Linked DNA regions of Homo sapiens: regions 2 and 3 are each linked to region 1. A link is a loop called in an ENCODE intact Hi-C map of the cell type or tissue named here. Cell type or tissue: Caco-2. All regions are shown on one strand.

The links. Peaks named below come from ENCODE experiments on the same cell type or tissue, not always from the same donor. Only the 100,000 strongest peaks of a DNase experiment are listed, where the experiment ranks them.
Region 2: it touches region 1 in a loop (2.4-fold over the local background); 3 of 110 quality-filtered maps call a loop at or near these places.
Region 3: a loop joins it to region 1, with 11 times the contacts of the local background. A loop is called at or near these places in 2 of 110 quality-filtered maps.

The regions. Positions count from the first base shown.
Region 1 is chr5:37,040,068-37,048,067 of GRCh38, reverse strand. NIPBL (NIPBL cohesin loading factor) reads right to left here. Exons shown (of 47, transcript NM_133433.4): 35 at 3,581-3,721; 36 at 3,339-3,432; 37 at 2,471-2,625; 38 at 1,869-1,959. Among named protein-coding and RNA genes, the nearest start is that of NIPBL, 170 kb to the right of the region's middle. In Caco-2, no CTCF peak of the experiment used is centred here; a DNase peak (open chromatin) is centred at 4,192.
Region 2 is chr5:37,200,570-37,208,569 of GRCh38, reverse strand. It overlaps CPLANE1 (ciliogenesis and planar polarity effector complex subunit 1), which reads left to right. Exons shown (of 53, transcript NM_001384732.1): 17 at 2,145-2,373; 18 at 3,116-3,255; 19 at 6,762-6,979. Among named protein-coding and RNA genes, the nearest start is that of CPLANE1-AS1, 44 kb to the left of the region's middle. In Caco-2, no CTCF peak of the experiment used is centred here; no DNase peak of the experiment used is centred here.
Region 3 is chr5:37,136,300-37,144,299 of GRCh38, reverse strand. It overlaps CPLANE1 (ciliogenesis and planar polarity effector complex subunit 1), which reads left to right. Exons shown (of 53, transcript NM_001384732.1): 44 at 1,820-1,990; 45 at 4,930-4,960; 46 at 5,452-5,580. Among named protein-coding and RNA genes, the nearest start is that of CPLANE1-AS1, 110 kb to the left of the region's middle. In Caco-2, no CTCF peak of the experiment used is centred here; no DNase peak of the experiment used is centred here.

The DNA.
Region 1 (8,000 bases):
TTTAAGAAATAATGTCTGCAAACATTTTTCAGATCCCCAGCAGAAGGTACTACATTGACATTATTTTAAAAAAAAAATTAAAATATATTCATTTGATGAAACAATATAATAAACCAGAGCTAAAAATATCTTCCATTTCTTTTTCATATGGCATTATAATAAGGCCACAATGCTGAATCCTATAACCACGGGTTAATAAGTAGCAATATATCATCCATGTTTATTTGTATATAATGTTTATTTGAGGAAAAAATGAAGATCTCTGATGATAGCAAGTATTATTGGTAACAAACAACAAACTAAACTCAAAGCATAGAGTGATCAGATAACTAGCCCAAGGTCACTCAGGATAACTATGGCCCAGGCAAGATGTCTTTTATTAACTGGTCTAGAGGCAATATTTTCTGAATAGCGCTGCTTAAGTTAAAACTTCATCTTTTTGTACTCTGAAATACTTGTAACACTATTAGTTTTGCCACTCCGTATAAATTATGTCCAGACTGAATATCTGAAGGTACACATTGGCTTGAAGTTAATATTGCATCAATTTAACTCCTTAGTAAATGATGTCTGAATTTTTACTCTATGTGCTATATGTAATTTTCAAAAAGGGATGGAGGAGGAATAAAATGATAAGGTTTCAATTTATTTACAGAAATCATAAACATGATTTAATAAGGTATGGGTAAGTTAGAATCTTTTCTTACTCATTTTTGTTCAAAAGACTAATATAAATAACTACTCATGCAGATTAAAGTATAAACCTTAATCATAACACCAAAATAAAATTTCCAAATAAGTTTTTAATCTCATTGGGTAGCTTTACGTGTACAGTCATTGCTCGGTATCCATGGGGGATTGGCTCCAGAACCTCCCAGGGATACCAAAATCCGTGGATTCTCAAGTCCCTGATATAAAATGGGGTAGTATTTGCATATAATCTACTCATATCCTCTCGTATACTTTAAATCTTCTCTAGATTATTTATATCTAATACAATGTAAATGCTATGTAAATTGCTGTTGTATTGTTTAGAGAATAATAACAAAAAAAGTCTGTACATATTTAGTACAGGTGTAATTTTTTTTTCTCAGTATTTTTGATCCTTGGTGGTTAAATCCACAGATGTGAAACCCATGGATATGGAAGGCCAACTGTATTTGTACCAAAAAAAACAACAACAAAAACCAAAAACCTGGACAGACTGTTCTTGTATTTTTTTGAAGTGCATTCAATTCAGGTACTTTAATGCCATTCACCTCCTATTTCCTCATATTCTAATTCCTTCCTAGATATAAGCCACATAGACCTGCCTAACAATTGCAAAACATGTTTTTATTACATCAATCCTTCCTGGAAAAACATTATAAAACAGGTATATATCCAAATTGTTCCTTCTGGGTTGCTTACTATTTGCTTTTATATAAATAAGTCAGTGTAGACTGATCATTGTTTTAACCAGATGTGGCAGCTTCCTGTAGTGACAAAGCTTTGCAATGAAAAAGAACAATTAAAAAAATGCAAAGAGCACAGAATTCTTCTATATTATTTTTCTTTATCAAAGGGCTTTAATAAATGTTCTTAAGATACCCTATGGAGGAGGGGTAGAAGAAAGTATTGTTATCTCTATTTTACTAATGAAGAAACTGATGAACAGACAAATGGCTTGCTCAAGGTTACCCAGGAAGTCAATGGCCATGACAAGAATGCAACCCAGTTGTTTTAATCCTCAGACCTACATTCTATACACCAAATCCTACTGCTAATAGAAACATATTAAAGTAAATCAACAATTTAGATTCACAATATTTAAAAATATGCTCTATCCCTCTCAAATAGCTACAAATTATAAAGAAATTTAGACTTACCTAGACCAATGATAGCTTTTGTTTGTACTTCTTCATCTGAGTGTTTTGTAAAATACATCAATAGTTCAAGTACTTTATCTTTTATGTTAACCTAAGGGGAGGAAAACACATTAAAGTGTTCATGAACAGTAACTTAGATTAATTTTCAACTATAAAGGAAAAAAATACCTTAAAACAATGAGAATTTGTGTGAACTTTATTAAAAAAATAAGTAACCAATTCCATTTATTTTAGAACAGTGGCATTCAAAGTATCAGTCTGTGACAAAGAAGCTTGTTTCGGAATGTAAATCAGTGCATTGTTTCCTTCATTGAAAAAAATTTTTTTTAAAAAGTCAGCTGTTGATGTCAACAGTGTGCTACTGTTACAAAACTGATATAACTTGTCAGGGAAATTTCATTATCTGGTTACACACCAGTAACAAAAAGTTGATGGATTAGCAGCCAGTCTGAGGACCACGTTTTGAGCAGCACTGTTTTCAGAATTTTCATTAAACCAGACTACTCTAATGTTGCCTTCATCCTGGGTCACTACTGTCATTCTCAGATCACAGTGCCATATAGCTCTATGTTTTATAGCATTTTAAGTATTACTACCTTTACCTTGCTGTTGCCTTTAAAATCTTCCAGATCAAAATCAAAATGCCGACATAGTGCTCCAACGGTGAAAAGGGATCTAAGAAGTGCTGGTTTGTTTGTTAGAAGTGAAGTGTTATTTGGGTCCTCTTGGTGTTGACTTTTTAATTTTGAAATGGCACCTAATAAAGATAAGTAATATTTACTTATAATATTTATCTTTGAATTACTAAGTTCAAGTAATTACTACTAATGAATTACAATTTTTTTTTTGAGATGGAGTCTCACTGTCACCCAGGCTGGAGTGCAGTGACATGATCTTGGCTCACTGCAACCTCCGCCTCCCGTGTTCAAGTGATTCTCCTGCCTCAGCTTCCCAAGTAGCTGGGATTACAGTCGTGTGCCACCACGCCTGGCAAATTTTTGTATTTTTAGTAGAGAGACGGGGTTTCACCATGTTGGCCAGGCTGATCTCGAACTCCCGACCTCAGGTAATCCACCCGCCGTGGCCTCCCAAAGTGCTGGGATTACAGGCATGAGCCACTGTCCCCAGCCAATTAATTTTTACTAATGGTTCTAAATATTAAATATGTCTAGAATTATGAGAGTGCTCTTCAGAGTCTAAACTAATGTAAGAAAATTTAAATTTTACTTTTCACAGTGCGCAAAAAATTTACCAATCTTTACTTATCAGGAGATAAATTTCTGAAGTAATCACAGTGGGTTCTTCAGGAAATACAAAAGACACTAGAAAATATTGTTTCTGAGAGGACCACGGTGGATAATCACACCTCATAATTTCCTCGAGTCTAGCCTTTTATCAAATGTGTTTAAAATGAGCTGACCCCCTGCAGGACCTAGCAGAATAATTTTAAAACCCTGGTATTGAACTTACCATAGTATCTATTGAAACAAGCCCACACAAATTTAAAATTTTGTGTCACTTTATTTACAACAGCTCCAAGACAGCTCACACAATGTTGCACTACCTAAAAGATATAGAAAATGTTTAGATAAAAGTTAAAAATATACTATTTTAAAAACTTAGCTTTTTACAAATATTTGCTTTAAAAATTTTAATAAAATACATTAGAACTTTACACTAATGAATAAAGAAATGGTAAACTGAGTGCTTACAGTCATGCCATATTTGATGATGAGCTTCATTAGATCTTCCTCAATAGTGGCAAGAAAAGTTTCACTTGGATGCTCCATCAGTGGTACAACTAGCTCTAGGATTTTTGCAACATTGCAGATAACCATGAAATCATTTTGCGTCTATAAGAATAAAATTAATGCTTTATGAATATCCAAAACCTGAAAAGAAACTATATACAGCTTTACGTATTTGGGGGCAGAAATAGGGCATTTTGCACGTAAAGGTCCAGTTAAAAAAAAAAGTCTGTTAGAGTTTTTTTTTCAAGGTATGGAAGGAGAAGCACCAGCATGTCAGGAATATGTACCGACAACTAACTTACCAAAATGTGACTTTGGGGTCACTTAATCACAATGTTATATTTTTTCCCTAAAATGTAACACAAGTCAATTCTAAACAAAGGTATTTACATATTGACAGCATTATACAAAGACTGGTACAGTTTTTACGATTAGTATTTTCCAAACTGTGTATGTTAACCCAGTAGTTCTCAATCAGGAATAAGCTTCTTCCCCCGTATCCTGACACAGGAGTATTTGGCAGTATCTGGAGACATTTTTGGTTGTCACAATGGGAGCCACTACTGGCATCTAGTGGATAGAGGCCAGGGATGCTGCTTAACAACCTGCAATGCACAGAACAATCCTTGACAACAAAGAATCATCTAGTCCTGTCAATAGTGCTGAGGTTGAGAAACCCTGTGTTAAAATTTTCTATGACAGATAAACATGTAGAATCCCAGAACCAGGCAGAAGGCTTCTTTACTTCTAAGAAACACAGTCTTGCTCAATTGCCCAGGTTGGAGTGCAGTGGCACAATCACAGCTCAATGCAATCCTGCTCCTGAGCTTGAGCGATTTTCCTGACAGTCTCTCGAGTAGCTAGGACTACAGGCGCATAATACCACACCCGGTTAATTTTTTAATTGTCTTTTTTTTTTTTTGAGACAGAGTCTTGCTCTGTTGCCCAGGCTGGAGTGCAGTGGCATGATCTTGGCTCACTGCAACCTCTGCCTCCCGGGTTCAAGCAACCCCCTGACTCAGCCACCCGAGTAGCTGGGATTACAGGCGCCCACCACCATGCCTGGCTAATTTTTGTATTTTTAGTAGAGACGGGGTTTCACCATCTTGGCCAGGCTGGTCTAGGACTCACGACCTCGTGATCCACCTGCCTCGGCCTCCCAAAGTGCTGGGATTACAGGTGTGAGAAACTGCGTCCGGCCTTAATTTTCATTTTTGTAGAGACAGGGTCTCACTATGTTGCGCAGGCTGGTTTTGAATTCCTGGCCTCAAGTGATCCTCCTGCCTTGGCCACCCAAAGTACTGGGATTACAGGTGTGGGCCACCATGCTCAGCCTAGGACTTCTTTATTTTAAATTTAAATGTGTTATTTCTTTGATTAGAAAAACTAATAAGCATGTTTAAAAAAACAGGTAGAGACTTTTTAAAAAAAACCAAAAGGTAGAAAAGGATTTACAATAAAAAGTCTTGTTTCTATCTATCCTCCAGCCACCCAGTTCATTTCCCCAAAGGCAATCAAAGTTATATGTGTGTGTGTGTGTGTGTGTGTGCGCGCGTGTGTGTAGTAAGGCTTTCAATGCATGTTTTTAATCTAGTTTTTTTTTTTCCTTTCTTTTTTTTTTTTGAGACGGAGTCTCGCTCTGTCATCCAGGCTGGAATGCAGTGGCGCGATCTTGGCTCACTGCAACCTCCGCCTCCTGAGTTCAAGTGATTCTCCTCAGCCTCCAGAGTAGCTGGAGGCATGGAAGGAGAAGCACCAGCATGTCGGGAATATGGATCGACAACTAGCCTGCCACCACGCCTGGCTAATTTTTGTATTTTTAGTAGAGATGGGGTTTCACCATATTGGCCAGGCTGGTCTTAAACTCCACACTTTGTGATCTGCCTGCCTCGGCCTCCCAAAGTGCTGGGATTACAGGTGTGAGCCATCATGTCCAGCCTTAATCTAGTTTTTAAGCTACTAATCCTCATTGTTAGTAATGGATTACCGGCATAGATTTTGGACTTTTTTTTTTGACACAGAGCCTCGTTCTGTCACCCAGGCGGAAGTGCAGTAGCACAGTCTCGGCTCACTGCAACCTCCGCCTCCAAGGTTCAAGCGATTCTCCTGCTTTAGCCTGTCGAGGAGCTGGGACTATAGGTGCGCACCACCATGCTTGGCTAATTTTTGTATTTTTAGTAGAGACAGGGTTTCACCATGCTGGCCAGGCTGGTCTTGAACTCCTGACCTCGTGATCCGCCTGCCTCGGCCTCCCAAAGTGCTGGGATTACAGGCGTGAGCCACCGTGCCCAGCCCATTTTGGACTTTTTGAGTGCATTAACACACTAGTTAAAAACATTCCCACCACTTGGCTTGTAGGAGTATTAATTACAAAAAAAAGAAATTCCCACATCATATTCATCCTTCCTTTTAGGATCCCCACAGGATTAAAAAGAAAAGATAAATTCTTTTTAAGTAGCATAGAAATCCTGTTGTTTCCCATAATGAGTTAAAGTGGGTCTAGGGATAGAAGAATTTTTGTTGGGTAAGATATTCATTTGAGAACCAGTGCTAGCATTTTACTTAAAAAAAAAAAAAATGTAGTGGCTGGGCACAGTGGCTCACGCCTATAATCCCGGCTCTTTGGGAGGCCACAGTAGGCAGATCACTTGAGGCCCGGAGTTCAAGACCAGCCTGGCCAACATGGCAATTCCCTGTCTCTACTAAAAATACAAAAATTAGCCGGGTGTGGTGGTGCACACCTGTAAAATCCCAGCTACTTGGGTGGCTAAGGCATGAGAATCGCTTGAACCTGGGAGGCGAAGGTTGCAGTCAGCCAGAAGTGCAGGACTGTACTCCAGCCTGGGCAACAGAGCAAGACTGTGTCTTAAAAAAAAAAGAAATAGGCCGGGCACAGTGGCTCATGCCTGTAATCCCAGTACTTTGGGAGGCCAAGGCGGGGCAGATCAATAAGGTCTGGAGTTCAAGACCAGTCTGGCCAACATAGTGAAACCCCGTCTCTACTAAAAATACAAAAAATTAGCCAGGTGTGGTGGTGTGCACCTGTAATCTCAGCTACTTGGGAGGCTGAGGAAGGAGAATCGCTTGAAGCCAGGAGGCAGAGGTTGCAGTGAGCCAAGATTGCACCATTGCACTCCAGCCTGGGTGACAGTGTGAGCCTCAGTCTCAAAAAAAAAAAAAAAAAAAAAAAAAAAAACCACCACATAACAACAAAAAAGTAGCATTTTCTGAACCTTCCCTTAACATCCTGGCCTGGAAAATCAAGTAAAAGAAATATCTTAAATTCTAGAAGAAAAATTTAAAGAAAGATGGAAACCATTAAGTAAAAGAGCAACAGAACAGAATAGGAAAAAATATTTGTAATGAATATACTATAAGATGGTTTAATATCTAAAATAAAGAGCTCTCCTAAAAAAAAAAGCCTATTATTCAAAGGTAAAATGAACGAATGATATGAAAATGATATAAATAGTGAATTAACAGAAAAGCAAGCCCCACTGGTCAGTACCAAGAAAAGATGCTCAACCTTCTTTGCAGTCAGGGAAGGAAACTGAAGCAATAATGAATTATTCCTTACCACCTGTTAGACTGGCAAAGAATACTAAATAATGACAATGATTGTCACATACAGCTTTCCAAAAGGTTGTATAAAACACATCCACTGCAAAATGGCAAGATCAATTAAAAATGAACACCAAAATAACCATTGTTTCAACCTAGCAAGTCCACTTCTCAGAAACTGTTCCAACAAAATAAAGTCACCAGTACTTAGGTATTTAAATTGGAATGTTTATTTAAAAATTGTTTGTAGTGGTGATCCAAAGGAAATATGTAAACACCTGCCAAATAGGGAAATGATTAAATAAATCATAGGACATCCATAAAATGGATAATATATAGCCATCTAAAACAAGGAATTAGATATATACCAGGTAATGTGAGATTACCAAATATGCCTAACAAATATCTATATAATATGATTCAATTTTTACAAAACCCGGTCAACCATTTATATATACCTCTGTGTCCACAACTATAAAAGTATGTTAAGGATACTCTAAGATGTTTATTCTGAAGGGAAGATGAATAAAGATGGAGATAGGATATAAAAACAAAAATCAAAACCACAAAACATTAAGAAAAAGTTTACCATGTATGAGATACTCTTATTTATATACAACTTTATATTTGTGTACATACATACATAAAAAATGCACAAGACATTTTAAAAGTGATTTTGTTTTAAAAAAATCACTGGTTCAAAATCATGCAAGGACTATTTATGATATAAATAATATATAACAGGTTTCATTATAGTCCAGACTCTACTGGCAGACATGGGGCTGAATTCTAACTTTGGGACTGCTTAGCTCTGTGACAT
Region 2 (8,000 bases), 160 kb before region 1:
GAGTAGCTGGGACTACAGGCGCCCACCACCTCGCTGGGCTAATTTTTTGTATTTTTAGTGGAGACGGGGTTTCACCGTGTTAGCCAGGATGGTCTCGATCTCCTGACCTCCTGATCCGCTCACCTCGGCCTCCCAAAGTGCTGGGATTACAGGCGTGAGCCACCGCTCCCGGCCTCTAAGCCGAACTCTTAATAACAAAAAAGAGTTGGATACATCAAGGCACAGGGCATTCTAACCTGAGTTTGTGTAAAAGCCCCAGGGCAAGAACAAGTTTGATGTGTTTGAGAAACGGAAAGATCTGTGTGGCTGTAAACTAGAGGAGGAGGGCTGGGCATGTTGGCCTATGCCTGTAATCCCAGCACTTTGGGAAGCCAGGCCGATTGCTTGAGTTCAGGAGTTTGAGATCAGCCTGGGCAACATTATGAAACCCTGTCTCTACAAAAAATACAAAAATTAGCCCGCCATGGTGACATGTACCTGAGATTCCCAGTCACTTGGGAGGCTGAGGCAGGAGGATTGCTTGAGCCCAGATGACAGAGGTTGCAGTGAGATCACGTGATTACACTCCAGCTTGGATGACAGAGCAAGACTGTCTCAAACAAAACAAAACAAAACAAAACAAAAACAACAACAACAAAAAAACCAAAGCAAACAAAAAAAAACTAGAGAAGGAAGTGGAGAGTGATATGAGTTGCATTCAGTAAAGGGGCCAGATGATGTAAGCCATGTTAAGAAATCTGAATTTTAAGTATCATGGGAAGCTGTTGGAGGGCTTTAAGCAAGAGTAGACATGAACAGATACATATGTATGTACAAGGCACACCTAAGTTAGAGTAGTACAAGTTAAAATACTATCAGAAATTTAATAAAGATGGCAACAAGTGGTCAGCAAATATAATCAGTCGTAGAACCATGGATTTTGAACTATGTGTTCAAACTCCTATGTTCTGTGAATGTTTCAGGATGCATATACATTTCATGTTAATTTTTCTAATCAGAATGTTTCTAGGGATTTGAGTTGCTTATTTGGTGTGATATTTTAAAAGGTCGTGAACTTTTTTACTGTGTGAAAGTAGTAAAATTTTCAGAAAATTTAATTATTCAAGTTATTTTAATGGTATATTACCTTGCTCGTAGTGAATAAAAATAGGAAAAATTTAGCCAGTCTCCTGGCTCCTTTGCTTATGCAAAATCAGACATCCAAGTGGTTGAAAACTTTTTGTTTTTCCTGATGTGTTTGTCAGAGAGCTAAAATGTTAGTTCTTGCAGTAGGCATAGCCTGTATAGGTCATGTGAGAAACTCACCATTTCGAGGAACAGAGAAGCTCATGAATGCTGTTTATGACTTTTATTTTGAGAGAATGAGTAAAAATCCCATCAACATGTATTTTTTAATAACATTTCTTTTATCCTATTTTTAAGTTGCTTTATCAAGTTACTTCAATTAGGGAAAGGGACAGAAGGCCAGGGGGAACGATATTATCCTTTTGTATTAAATCACAGGCCAGATGGCAATCTTATTATTTAGTCAGAATTACTGAACATCACACTTTTCTGCTTTGTAATCAACACTAATATTGACACTTAATATGCTTCATTGTTACCTCAACTTAGTCTTTTATTGCATAACACTGTGGGTAACACAAAGTCAGATAAAATGTAGTCTCTGCCTTCTACATTTCATAATCTAGTATGAGAAATAAACATGTATTTCTGAGCATCCCACAGTAATAAATTGCACATTGTGACCCATGTCACGGTAATAAATTGTACTTTGTGAACCAGTAGTATAGTAGATATAAATGTTTTTTGTATGTGTTTACATATTACCTGACACAAAAGTTTCATTAAACAGTATTTACCTTTATTTTGTGTCTGATACTTTCTATTCTGTTTTGTTTTTTTTCTCTTTTGTTTCATTTTTAAAATAATGCTGGCATTTGTTTCATGACCCACGAATGAGGCACATTCTTCAGTGTTAAAAGTGTTCTAGGGCATGTTGAGTATTACTTTAGCCCATTTTGTATGTATCTTCCTGGTGGTTTTTTGTAGATAATACTGATTGAAGAGATAAATATGCCCATGTAAAGAAGCATGAGTTTGGATGTGATTGTAATAATCCATTTTTAAAAATTTACTCACAGAGCAGTCCTTTCGACTTATTCCTCTGCAACACTCTAAGGTGGCCAGTGTTGTTAGAGATCAGAATCTCTCTAATGTGTGGACAGTTGAATATGCACTTGAATTACTATTTATTGGTGGCCTGGTTCCAGAGGCTGTGTGGTTGGCATATAAACTTGGAGACTGGAAGACGTCTGTTTCAATTGGTGTGGCTTTCCAGCTGTTCTGTAAACGTGATAGCAATTTCATGAGGTATGGATTTTTAGGCAATTTTAAGATATAGTATGATTGAACTATGTATTTTATATTTCTCTTATTGCTGGTATTTACATTTTATGTGGAATCCTTAGTTCAGCATTGTTCAATGGAACGTTCTTTAGTGATAGAAATGTGTTGTCCAGTATGGTAGCCACTCACCACAAGTAACTATTGAAATGCAGCCAGTGAGACCAAGGAATTAAATTTTCAATTTAACTTTAGTTAATTTAAATTAAAATAGCCACATATAGTTAGTGGTTACTGTATTGAACAGCTCAGTGGCTTACTTATTTGTGTTAAAACATTTATTAATAGCCAGGGGCGATGATCGTGCCTGTGGTCCCAACTACTTGGGAGGCTGAGGTGGGAAGATCACTTGAGCGCGGGAGGTCAAGGCTGCAGTGAGCCGTGATCATGTCATTACACGTCAGCCTGGGCAACAGAGTGAGACCCTGTCTCAAAACAAACAAAAACCATTTATTTAGCACACTTATGTGTTAGTAAAGCCCGTGTTTAGGGTAGCAATTAGAAATAAGAATGGGGGGAGTATATTAGGATCATAATCGTGGAGGGTCTTAATACAATATTTCCTTGAATATATCTTTTTTACATGTACGATAGATAAAAAAGTAAATTCCATTGTTTCTTAAACTTTCATGTTTAGTCCTTGATATGTGAAACCTTTCCTTTTTTTTCAAAATTTGGATTCATTTCCCTTAATTTGATGTCATTTCAGGTCCAAGAAAAAGAGTCTGAATCTACCACTCCGTATGACTCCAGCACAGATTTTTCAGGAAAAACTGCAGTGTGTTTTAGGTCAACCAGCCTCTTTGGAAGCAAAAAATGAAATGGGCTCAAAATATAAACAGTTTACAGGTGTGTTATGTATGTATAGTCTGATTCGTGTCAGATTAATATAAACCTTATAATACCTTAAAAAGTTTATACATGTCTACAAATGTATTAACACTTTGAAATAAACTTATCAAAAATGAAAGTATGATATTTATTTTTATTTTATTTTATTATTTTTTGAGATGGAGTGTTACTCTGCCACCCAGGCTGGAGTGCAGTGGCGTGATCTTAGCTCACTGCAAACTCTACCTGCCGGGTTCAAGCAATTCTCCTGCTTCAGCTTCCCGAGTAGCTGGGATTACAGGCGTGGGCCACCACGTCCGGCTAATTTTTGTAGTGTTTGTAGAGACAGGGTTTCACCTTGTTGGCCAGGCTGGTCTCAAACTCCTGACCTCAGGTGATCCGCCTGCTTTGGCCTCCCAAAGTGTTGGGATTACAGGCATGAGCCACTGCGCCCGGCTGAAAAATGAAAGTATGATATTTATACTTAACCATGGGAACACCCAAAATTGATGCCAGCTTACAATACAAGGGTTGATAACTGAATGATTTTCTGATTTTCCATACATGCCTTTTTTTTTTTTTTTAAATATTAAAGTAGCTTTCTTGATGCCGCAGTGTTACAGCTCTCTGACTCCTCCTGCAGAGCAAGGCCACCCCAGAGACTATGTTGAGAGTAGCCTTCATACATACCTTTACACTAATTATATTTCGCTTCATTTGTATCATTTTCTTTTGGAGCTGTAGAATCTCAAGCCTGGAAGGGTACTTAGGAGTGATTTATTTCAACTCTCACCTAGTGCATAAATTATAGATCTTTTTTATTTGAAAAGTTCAAAATGGTATTAAAAAATTAAAAATGATAGAATATTACATGTATTACATGGATTCACACAGGAATCCTATAAAATTTATCTGTTTTACAGTTGGAGAAATTTAGATAAAAAGTAATGAAATCAGTCATTTAATGTCGTATATTTAATGTAAAACCAGGGCAACTGTGAGGCCCTTCTGTTTTTATTGGTGCTTTGCTCCAGTAAAGAGTGAGACTTCTAACTCTAGATTCCTAAAACTTATAACATTTCTGTTTTGAGAGAACCTATAATGCTTGGAAATCTGACTATAAACTTTTCTTTGATAATTTTCTGTGCAGTTCTTTTGCTTTAATCAATGAAAAGATGTTACTGTGTGAAAGTTGGATTTTAAAGAAGGGACTAAAATATCCCCAGTCTGAACTTTGAGTTTTGGCAATATGTTGTTTTAAATGATCTGAAAACTCTTCCACGATAAATACATAGATAAAATGTGTTTCTAGATAAAATACAAAAAATATCCACTTAAAGGCCAAGCTTTAAATAAAGTAAGGGGAATTGCCAGAGGTCAGAAACAACAAGCAAATAAAAATTCAAAGGGTTCCATTTTTTTCTCTTTAGCTGCTCTTGAATGAATTCCATTCCATTAAAGAGAAATAGAAACAGGCCCATTCAAATATTCATGTACACAAAAATGTGTACATGAAGCCAGGCGCAGTGGCTCATGCCTGTAATCTCAATGCTTTGGGAGGCTAAGGCCAGCAGATCACTTGAGCCCAGGAGTTCGAGACCAGCTTGGGCAATATGACAAAACCCTGTCTCTACAGAAAATACAAAAATTATCCAGGCATGATGGTATATGCCTGTAGTCCCAGCTGCTTGGGAAGCTAACTAAAGTGGGAGAATCCCTTGAGCCTAGGAGGTCAAGTCTGCAGTGAGCCATGATTGTGCCACTGCACTCCAGCCTGGGTGACAGAGTGAGATCCTTGTCTCAAAAAATGAAACAAAACAAATATCCATACATGAATGTTTATAGCAACTTTTTCATAATAGCCAAAATTTGGAAACACCTCAAATGTCCGTCAACTGGTGAATGGATAAGCAAATTCAAATATATCTTTAAAATGGAATAACAAATAGTGAAGAGGAACAAATTGCTGATAACTTGTGACAACATAGATGAATCACAGAACCGTCATGGTAAGAAGTCCTGAAAGAAGTCAGGAACGAAGACTACATACCGTATGATTCCATTTCTGTGGCATTCTATAAAAAACAAAACTATAGGAGCAGAAAACAGATCAGGGGTTGCCTGAGAATAAACAGGGAATTGACTACAAAGAAGTATAACTTTTGGAGTGATGGAAATGTTATTACAAGCCAATATAGATTTGTTTAATTTTATTGAACTGTATACTTTAAAAAGGATGGATATAGTATGTAAATTATGTCTCAACCTGATTTAAAAACAAAAACTTCAATAGATGGTTAAAGTTACTAAACCAATTTAGGAGCAAATTTGTGAACTGGAAAAGATGAATCTGAGCTATTCATCTGAGCTATCATATACATATATATATATAAAATATATAAAGAAAGATAAATATATACAAAATAGATAGGGACATAGATTTGAAAAATATGAAAGAGAAGTTAAGCTTTGTAGAACACACAACAGAAAGACAACATATATTTAATTGGAATTCCAGTATATCCACACCAAATGCTGGATAGTGGCTACCTAAGTTGAATATAGCAAAAATGTTAATATCAGACAAGGATGAGAAGTCAGTACATAAGTGTTTGACATATTATATTCTGTACTTTCATATATTCTATATTTTACAGTATGCTTAAAATATTTCATAGTAGAAAAATCCCTGAGTTTCCAGTTCTACCACCACATCTTACATTTTGCCTTTTGGGACATGTGCACATATATATAGATATTTGCATAGTTGAAGCCGTACTATACATATGACTATTTTGTGTTTTCCTGTTTCCTTCATAAGTCATTTTTATTAACTTATTATTACAAAGTACTATCATGTACTATTAAGAAAAGGAAAAATGGCCAGGCACGGTGGTCATGTCTGTAATCCCAGGACTTTAGGAGGCTAGGTGGATCACCTGAGATCAGGAGTTCAAGACCAGCCTGACCAACATGGTGAAACCTCATCTCTACTAAAAATACAAAAATTAGCCTGGATAGTGTGTGCCTGTAATCCCAGCTACTCAGGAGGCTTAGGTGGGAAAATTGGTAGAACCTGGGAGGCAGAGGTTGCAGTGAGCCGAGATCCTGCCACTGCACTTCACACTCCAGCCTGGGTGACAGAGTGAGACTCCATCTCAAAAAAAAAAAAAAGGAAAAGTTACTCTCACACAATCTTTTATATTATTTTGGTGTCTTTCTTGACATTCTTTTCCCATTAATATTTTTTCAATTATTTTTGACTCAGAACTACATTCTAAGAATATTTTTATTGTATAGTTGTTTCTACAATATCTTGTATAAAAATGTCTCATGGTCTTACCTATAATCTTAAAGTAACAAGATAGTTTGTAATTTCTGTCTGTAAGTTTGGATGTTTGTATGTCAACCAATGTGTTCATTCTTGACAATGAATGTTTTTAGATTTGAAATTTTTTCCTACAAAATGGATAAGAAGTTTAATACAAGCTTTAACTATTTTACCAAATTTTTGTATTTGATAGATCCCATTGAAGAGGAAGATGCAAATCTGCTATTTGGTTCAGTACAAGAAGTACTGAAAGCATCAGTTATGGCCGATGCAGATATTCTTTCGGAGACATTTCAACTTCTGATAGACTCTGCCAAGGACTTCAGTAAAAGACTGTGGGGCTTAGTGCCATTCGGCTTGTATCTTCCAGCTCCTCCATTGTACTGTCCCCAGCCAGCTATTCTTAGTGAAGTAAGCTTATAGCATTAACTTTTAAATTAATTTAAAGTTGATTTTGTCAAGTTTTTAAAATAATTAACTTGATAATAATCATCAGGTTAAAAATTCAAGCTCTAAAGACAAACGTATAGATCCCAGCTTTGCTGTTCACTAATTGTATAATCTTAGGGAATGTACTAAACTGCTGTTTAAGTTTCCGTATCGGTTAAATGCAGATGATAATAGTACCTCTCATGGCATTTTTGTGAGGATTGAGATATCCTGTAAAATCTTCTAGCTCAGGACCTGGGACATATAGTAATTATTCAATAAATGTTAAAATTATTGTAACAATATAGCACAATTAATCTTAATATCCAGACTTTTAAAAATTAGGCATTTTTTAGGCTAACAAATGAAATAATGAGTGTCAGAATTAGAAGCCATACATTATTTCAGTCTCTTATTTATCTCTTTGTCTTTGCCTTTTTTGAAAGACTTGGCTGGGTGTAGTAGCTCACACCTGTAATCCCAGAACTTGGGAGGCCAAGGCGGGAAGATTGCTTGAGTCAAGGAGTTTGAGACCAGCCTGGGCAACATGGCGAAACCCTGTCTCTATAAAATATACAAAAATTAGCTGGGCATCGTGGCATGTGCCTGTAGTCTCAGCTACTCAGTAGGCTGAAGTGGGTAGATGGCTTGAGCCCGGGAGGTAGAGGTTGTAGTGAGCCGAGATTGCACCACTGCACTCCAGCCTGGGTGACAGAGCAAAACTCTGTCTCAAAAAAGAAAAGAAAGACTTATTTTTATTTGACTTTGTTTTAAAAGGTTTTTTTTTTCCTACACTATTCAATTGATAGTTCTATATTATAAATACTATATTCCTCTCAGAAACTTTTTATCTGCTCTTATTAAAAAATCATAACATTATAGTTAGCTGGTTTTAAGATTTAAAGTGTTATTATAAATTACTTACATTTAGACTTTTAAGTATTTGATTAACACTTTGAAGTGTTTCTGGGTATTATTTTTTTACTATCTCCTGTTTCAATAT
Region 3 (8,000 bases), 96 kb before region 1:
GTAGCTGGGACTACAGGCACCTGCCACCATGCTGGGCTAATTTTTTGTATTTTTAGTAGAGACGGGTTTTCACCGTGTTAACCAGGATGGTCTCAATCTCCTGATCTCATGATCCGCCCACCTTGGCCTCCCAAAGTGCTGGGATTACAAGCGTGAGCCACCGTGCCTGACCGTATTTCTTTTATTTACCTTATATTGGAGTAGGAATGATTCTTTAGTTTTAAGATTTAACTTTGGGGACTTTTCACCCATAATATTTTGAAGTACTGCTTCCTCCCCATTTTTTCTTTTCTCTCTAAAACACCTAATAGAGGCATGTTGGACCTCCTCACTCTGTTCCTTATATCTTTTTTTTTTTTTTTTCGAGACAGAGTTTTGCTCTTGTTGTCCAGGCTGGAGTGCAATGGCACAATCTTGGCTCACCACATCCCCTGCCTCGCAGGTTCAAGTGATTCTCCTGTCTCAGCCTTCCAAGTAGCTGTGATTACAGGCGTGTGCCACCACCACTGGCAAATTTTTTGTGTTTTTAGTAGAGACAGGGTTTCTCCATTTTGGTCAGGCTGTTCTCGAACTCCTGACCTCAGGTGATCAGCCCACCTTGGCCTCCCAAAGTGCTGGGATTACAGGTGTGAACCACTGTGCCTGGCCTCCTTATCTCATTCAGCCTCTTCTGCATAATTTCCTCCCTTTATCAGTGGTTCACTCAGGATGATTTCCTCATATCTGTCTTCTAGTTTACTAATTCTCTTTTTTGCTGTGTCTTTGCTGTTTTAGCTATTCATTATGATTTTAATTTTGGTGGCTACATTTAATATCTAGAAGTTGTATTTATTTCTTTTTCAAATCTATCTGCTCTTTGGATGTTGTGTCCTGTTTTTTTATTGCTGTTCCTATGCTTTATCTGTTTCATAATTTCAGTCATGTTTTATGACTAACCTTTTCTGATTATTGTATTTCATATGTGCACATTATCAATTGTTGAATCTGCATACTGACTGTCTTTCATGGTTGGTTGTTCCTTTGTGTGAATTGTAATTTTTTATCATGGGCTTATCATTAGTGGAAGTTCTGCTAGATTATATGTTTGTCTTTGGAGTAGTTTTGCATTTGCTTTTTGCTATCGTTGAAGTAGGAAAAAATTGAAACAAATTTTAGTATACGTTTCTTCACTTGGGGTTGCTGTACTTTATTGATGGTAGAAATTCAGACCCTGTTCATGCTTGTGGCAAGTCAGGGTGTTGATTTCTCAAAGTTGACTTTTATTTTTCTCTCAGCTGCTGTCCATGCAGATAGAAAACTTATTTGCTGTTTCACCAGGGGAGAGATTTTCTTTTTCCTATTTTATGGACAAAGCTGTCCTTCAGTGCTCTAAGATACATGAAGGTAGCTCAGTTTTTCCCTCATTGCAGTGTACAGAACCACATCTCCTATTCCTCAGTAGACTATCCCAGCATCATTGCCCACTTACTGCTCCAGCTATGAGTTCCTTTTTCTTTTCTGGCACCATGGGATTTCTCTGTTTAGAAAGATTGGTCGTATATTAAAATTTTTTTTTGTAATTTAGCATGTCTATGTTTTTATGAAAGGGCATAGGCCTATGTACTTCAGCTCAGTCTAATAAATCTTGTTTATTTACTGTGGGAGAGCTTTAACTTCAAATTTTTTATTAAATTCATTATACAGTAGAAAGCTATTAGCATAATATGTGACAAACTTCTAATATCTGGGTTGCCAGTTGGAAATAGTGGCAATTGTCTTTTCCATGTGATCTTTTTTCCTCTACTATTTTATTTTAATTGTAATATATACTCTGGATTAGTGCGTTTTTTGACCCATATGGATGAAGAAGATCAAAGTGACAAAAAGGAGACTTCAGAACCTGAATTTTCAATAACAGAAAATTATTCTGGTCAGAAAACCTGTGTGTTTCCTACTGCCGATTCAGCTGTCAGCCTTTCCAGTTCCAGTGATCAGAATACTACTTCTCCTGGTATTGTTCTTTACTTTTTCATTTACACATACTCTTATTCTCCATTATAATGTTACTGAACATGATTTACTGGGAATATAGTTATGAAAGGTTTGTGAAGTCATTTTGTAATATTTATTTTAGGGGAAGGAAAGTTAAAACTTTTGCTAGTCACATGAAGAACTGTGACATCTTGTCACCTTCATAAGACATACTGCAATTATGTATCATATCTTGGTGTAACTTATTAATATGAAATATATAGCAACTGGAATTACTGTAATAGTTGATTTTTACAAAAATTGAAAAATTAAAACTCTTCCAATTATAAGAACTTTGAATTTTAATTTGAAAACAAAATAGTAGCCATCATTTCTTGAGCCTCTACCATGTGCCAAACATCACTGTTTTATATGCATAGATTCTGGTTTAAGCCTGATCTATGAGGTGTAGACACTATTATTATCTCCATTTTACAGTTGAGGAGATTGAGATTTAGAAGGATTTAGTGCCACTTTTTGTTTTATTTCATTTGGAGGTAGCAATTAAAACTGTTATTCTTTAGTCCTAATGAATATACTTTGTCCTATGAATAATAGAACATAGTAAATACATCAGTTCAATCACTGACAGTGGCTTGGAAATATTTTTTTTCTCTCAGATATTGATGGTCAATTAAAATGATTTTACTGAGTGTTTAGTATATGTTCTATTACCATTATTAAAGTGATATAAACAGTAAAAATGCTATTTTAAATGGCATTACTGTTACTTAAATAAAAGAAAACCTATTAAGAAGCTGACTTTAAATCTTGTAATTATTTTCTCAGTTCTTTCTAGATGCCATGTGTGTTTTAGTCATCAACATATGGGGATAATAATTTCCACTTCACAAAGTTGTGAAGACTGAGTATCATATATAAAGCATCTGAGAATCTTGTTTTATTTTCTTGGTCACTGATAGCTTTTCTCTTCTCTTCTCTGGGGAGGATTGACAAATGAGGTTAAACAGGACTCATATGGCTAGATGGTAGAGGGTTCTAATTATATCTGAGAAGTTTACACTCCATTTTATCCTTGGGAACATGGGAGAATTCCAAGCAGAGAAGTAAAACAAGGAGGTTTTGAGGAAAAATAGAATGGAGGCATAGAGACCACTGAGGAGGCTACTAAAATCTGACCTGGGAAATAATGAGGGCCTGGCTAGTGTTGTGGGAAAGAAATAGAAGAAACGAGACATTTTGAATTAGTAACTGATGGTACTCAGTGACTAGGTGGGTAAAAGAGGAGGAGAGGGGGAACGTGGTTGTTTAGTGTTGCCAGAGTCTAAGGCAAAGGTATAACTAGGTCTGATGTCAAAGTCTAGACTCCAGTCTTTTGGCTTCCCTGAGCCACATTGGAAGAAGAATTGTCTTGGGCCACACATAAAATACACTAACACTAACAATAGCTGATGAGCTAGAAAAAAAAAAAAAGTCCATGCATAAATCTCATAATGTTTTAAGAACGTTTACTTGGTAATAAACAGGTACTGTGGCCGTGGGTTAGTGATCCTGGGTTACTAATAGGAGAAAGGGCAACTTGTTACTTACCAACCTTTGATGACAAACACTTCAATCTTTAACCCAAGAGGTCACCATCTTCGCTAATCTCACCTACTTCCCCATATGCAGCCCAGTCGTTATTGGAAGAGAATCCTTCAAGCTTTTTTTCGTGAATAGGCCAGCAGGGGCCTCTCAAATACTGATAGAAAGTGTCTCTTTAATGGACCTTCTCTTTCCTAAGTACATAGGATTAATATCTTTTTCTACCTAGTAAAAAGCTATAAGGGGTAGAACTATTACTATTACGCTAATCTTAGATTTATGTGAAATATTTCTCTCTTAGTTAAATTGAATTAGTTGCTCTTAACCCACAAATGCCCAGATTCTGAGAACGAAAATAAAATCCTTGATTTGGAGGTTAATAAATTAAATAGAACAATATGTTTTCAAGAAAACAGGTATTTCATATTAAAACCATGTGAATGTGTAAGTCTTAGGGACAGATTTGGTTTATCTCAAGATAATAAAATCTTAAGGAATATTTTTTGAGAAGAGATGTCAGAACACTTTTCCCTATATTAATTCAATCCTGTTTTTAGAATTAAACATATAGAAGAATTAAACATTTAGAATGAAACATATAGAAGACTGAATAGATTAAGTGTTTTTCTCTGAAGACATATAGTTAATACTGGACAAGACTTAAAAATTATATTTTGGGACACATTCTTACAGGTAAATTGCTTCTCGGATTTAAATAAGATATTTTCTAAAATATATTACTTTCAGATCACCAGAGATTTGTTTTTTGTTTGTGTATATTTTATAAAGTAAATTGCACTCCAGTACTCTAAACTGTGTACTAAGCAAAGAAGGGTTGTGCCTTCTGACATATTACACTGAGTACTCAGGATAGAAAAAGTAATAATCTTATACTGGCTGGGTGCGATGGCCCATGCCTGTAATCCAAGCACTTTGGGAGGCCAAGGCAGGTGAATCACTTGAGCTCAGGAGTTCGAGACCAACCTGGGCAACATAGCAAGACCCCGTGTCTACAAAAAATACAAAAATTAGCCTGCATTGCGGCACACACCTGTAATCCCAGCCATTCAGGAGGTTAAGGTGGGAGGTTTGCTTGAGCCCGGAGGCAGAGGTTGTAGTATGCCATGACCATGTCGCTGCACTTAGCCTGGGTGACAGAGTGAGACATGGTCTCAAAAAATATGTAGACAGTATTCACTATCAGATAGCATATTCAGGAAGAGGATAAATATGCTGTAAATATATATCTATAAACCAATTTGGAAGTTTAAAAGTATTTTAATTTAATTTCTGGTTATATAATTTCTAAATTAGATTAACAATTGAAAGCAAAAAAAAACCCAAAATTTTTATTAATAATGATTTTTTTTTTAGGTATGAATAGCAGTGATGAATTGTGTGAGAGGTAAATATCTTAAGAGTTAATTCACAATTTTCTTTAAAGTTGGGTGTAGATAGTGAAAATTTTGTTCATATGTGTGTGAATTTTTACATTATATATATCTTTGTGGTTTAAAGGAATATAAGTTTTCATTGGGTATGGAATATTTTTAAGAAATTGAGGATTGTTATATCTCTTACTGTTTTAGCACAAGTAGTTAGAATTCAATAGACTATATTTACTACATTTTCTTATATAAATATGGATTAAATTTAAACAGAATCTATAGGGGTTTTCTTCTGGACCATATGTTTCCTTTTTAAAGAAAATCTACCAAGTCATTACTTTTTGTTGATTAGTCTTTTTCACTGAGAGATACTAGAATTACAGAAATAGAAGGAACAGTAGATATATGTTTATCATTTTGTGTTCATTTGTTACATGTTTATTTTTGCTTAATGTAATTAAGTTGTAGATACTGATTTATATTTCTTAAATTACATTTGCAAATGAAGTGTTTCAGTACATCCGCTCCAGATGACTGGATTGACTGATATTGCAGACATTATTGATGACCTTATAATTAAAGACGGAGTTTCCAGTGAAGAACTTGGCTTAACAGAACAAGCTATGGGCACCTCCAGGTAATCATTGAATAATTCATTTTTAACCTGTTTAAAATGCTTCTCATTCAAGAATGTTCAAAATTTGTCATATTTTAATGTGATTTTTATGAAACAAATCTGAAGCTTAGAATAGATTTTTTTTTCATGTTTTGTTATGTATATGTGTCATTCTTCCCTTTTCTCTAACAATATATAGTATATAACTGTATCCTGTGGGTTTTCCCAAGAATCACTCTAAGTACAACATACATTTAATCCTGTCTCTTACTAGAAGTAATTAATGATTAGCTCATAGCACTTTACCCAAAAATTAACGCTTAGAATACATTTTAAATAGGCTTTCTGATCTATCATGCAAATGGAAAACAAAAAGGATCAGGGGCTGCTGTTTTTATATCAGATAAAACAGACTTTAAACCAGCAGCAGTAAAAAAGGACAAAGAAAGGGACATAATGATAAAGAGTTCAATTCAACAAGAAGACTTAACTATCCTAAATATATAAGCATACAACATTGGAGCACCTAGACTCATAAAATAAGTAGTTATAGACCTATGAAACTATTTAGGCAACCACGTAGTAATAGTGGGGGACTTCAACACCCCAATGACAAAGTTGGACATATCATCAAAGCAGAAAACTAACAAATTCTGGAATTAAATTAGACACTTGAGCAATTGAACCTAATAAACATCTGTAGAACGCTCCACCCATCAACCACAGAATATACATTCTTTTCATCTGCACACAGAATATACTCCAAGATCGACCAAATGCTTGGCCTTAAAGCAAGTCTCAATAAATTAAAAAAAAAAAAACAACCCTGATATCTGACTGATATGGTTTGGCTGTGTCCCCATCCAAATCTCAGCTTGAATTGTAGTTCCCATAATTCCCATGTGTCATGGGAGGGAACAGGTGGAGATAATTGAATCATGGGGACAGTTTGCCCCTTCCTGTTCTCATGCTAGTGAGTGAGTTGTCACAAGAACTGATGGTATTATAAGGGGCTTCCCCCTTCAGTGGGCACTCATTCTTCTCCTTCCCGCCATTATGTGAAGAAGGACATGTTTGCTTCCCCTTCTGCCATGATTGTAAGTTTCCTGAGGCCTCCCCAGCCATGCTGAACTGTGAGTTAATTACACCTCTTTCGTTTATAAATTGTTCAGTCTCAGGTATGTCTTATTTAGCAGTGTAAGAACAGACTAATATAGTAAATTGGTGCTGCAGAGAGTGGGGTGCTACTGTAAAAATACCTGAAAATGTGGAAGCGACTTTGGAACTGGGTAACAGGCAGAGGTTGGAACAGTTTGTAGGACTCAGAAGAAGACAGGAAGATGTGGGAAAGTTTGGAACTTCCTAGAGACTTGTTGAATGGCTTTGACCAAAAGCCTGATAGCAATATGGACAATAACGTCCAGGCTGAGGTGGTCTCAGATGGAGAAGAGGAACTTGTTGGGAACTGGAGAAGGTGATTCTTATTATGTTTTAGCAACGAGACTGGTAGCATTTTGCCTCTGTCCTAGAGATTTGTGGAACTTTGAACTTGAGAGAGATTATTTAGGGTATCCAGTGGAAGAAATTTCTAAGTGGCAAAGCATTCAAGAGGAAGCAGAGCATGAAAGTTTGGAAAATTTGCAGGCTGACAGTGCAATATAAAAGAAAAACCCATTTTCTGGGGAGAAATCAAGCTCAGTGCAGAAATTTCCATAAATAATGAGAAGCCAAATTTTAGTCACCAAGACCATGGGGAAAATATCTCCAGGGCATGTCAGAGACCTTCATGGCAGTCCCTCCCATCACAGGCCCAGAGGCCTAGGAGGGAAAAATGGTTTCCTGGGGCAGGCCCAGGCCCTCCTTGCTGTGTGCAGCCTAGGGACTTGGTGCCCTGCATCCTATCCTCTCTAGCTGTGGCTAGAAGGCGCCAAGATACAGCTTGGGCTGTGGCTTCAGAAGGTGTAAGCCCTAAGCCTTGGCAGCCTCCACGTGGTGTTGAGCTTGTGGGTGAATAGAAGTCAAGAATTGAAGTTTGGGAACCTTCTAGTAGATTTCAGAGGATGTATGGAAAAGCCAGGCAGAAGTTTGTTGCAAGGGTATAGCTATCATGGAGAACCTCTGCTAGGGCAGTGTGGGAGGGAAATGTGGGGTTGGAGCCCCCACACAAATTCCCTTCTGGGGCACTGCCTAGTGGAGCTGTGAGAAGAGGGCCATCGTCCTTCAGACCCCAGAATGGTAGATTTACCGACAGCTTGCACCATGTGCCTGGAAAAGTCACAGACAATGCTGGCTGTGAAAGCAGCTGGGACAGAGGGCTGTACCCTGCAAAGCCACAGGGACAGAGCTGTCCAAGACCATGGGAACCCACCTCTTGCATCAGCATGACCTGGATGTGAGACATGGAGTCAAAGAAGATCATTTTGGAACTTTAAGGTTTAATG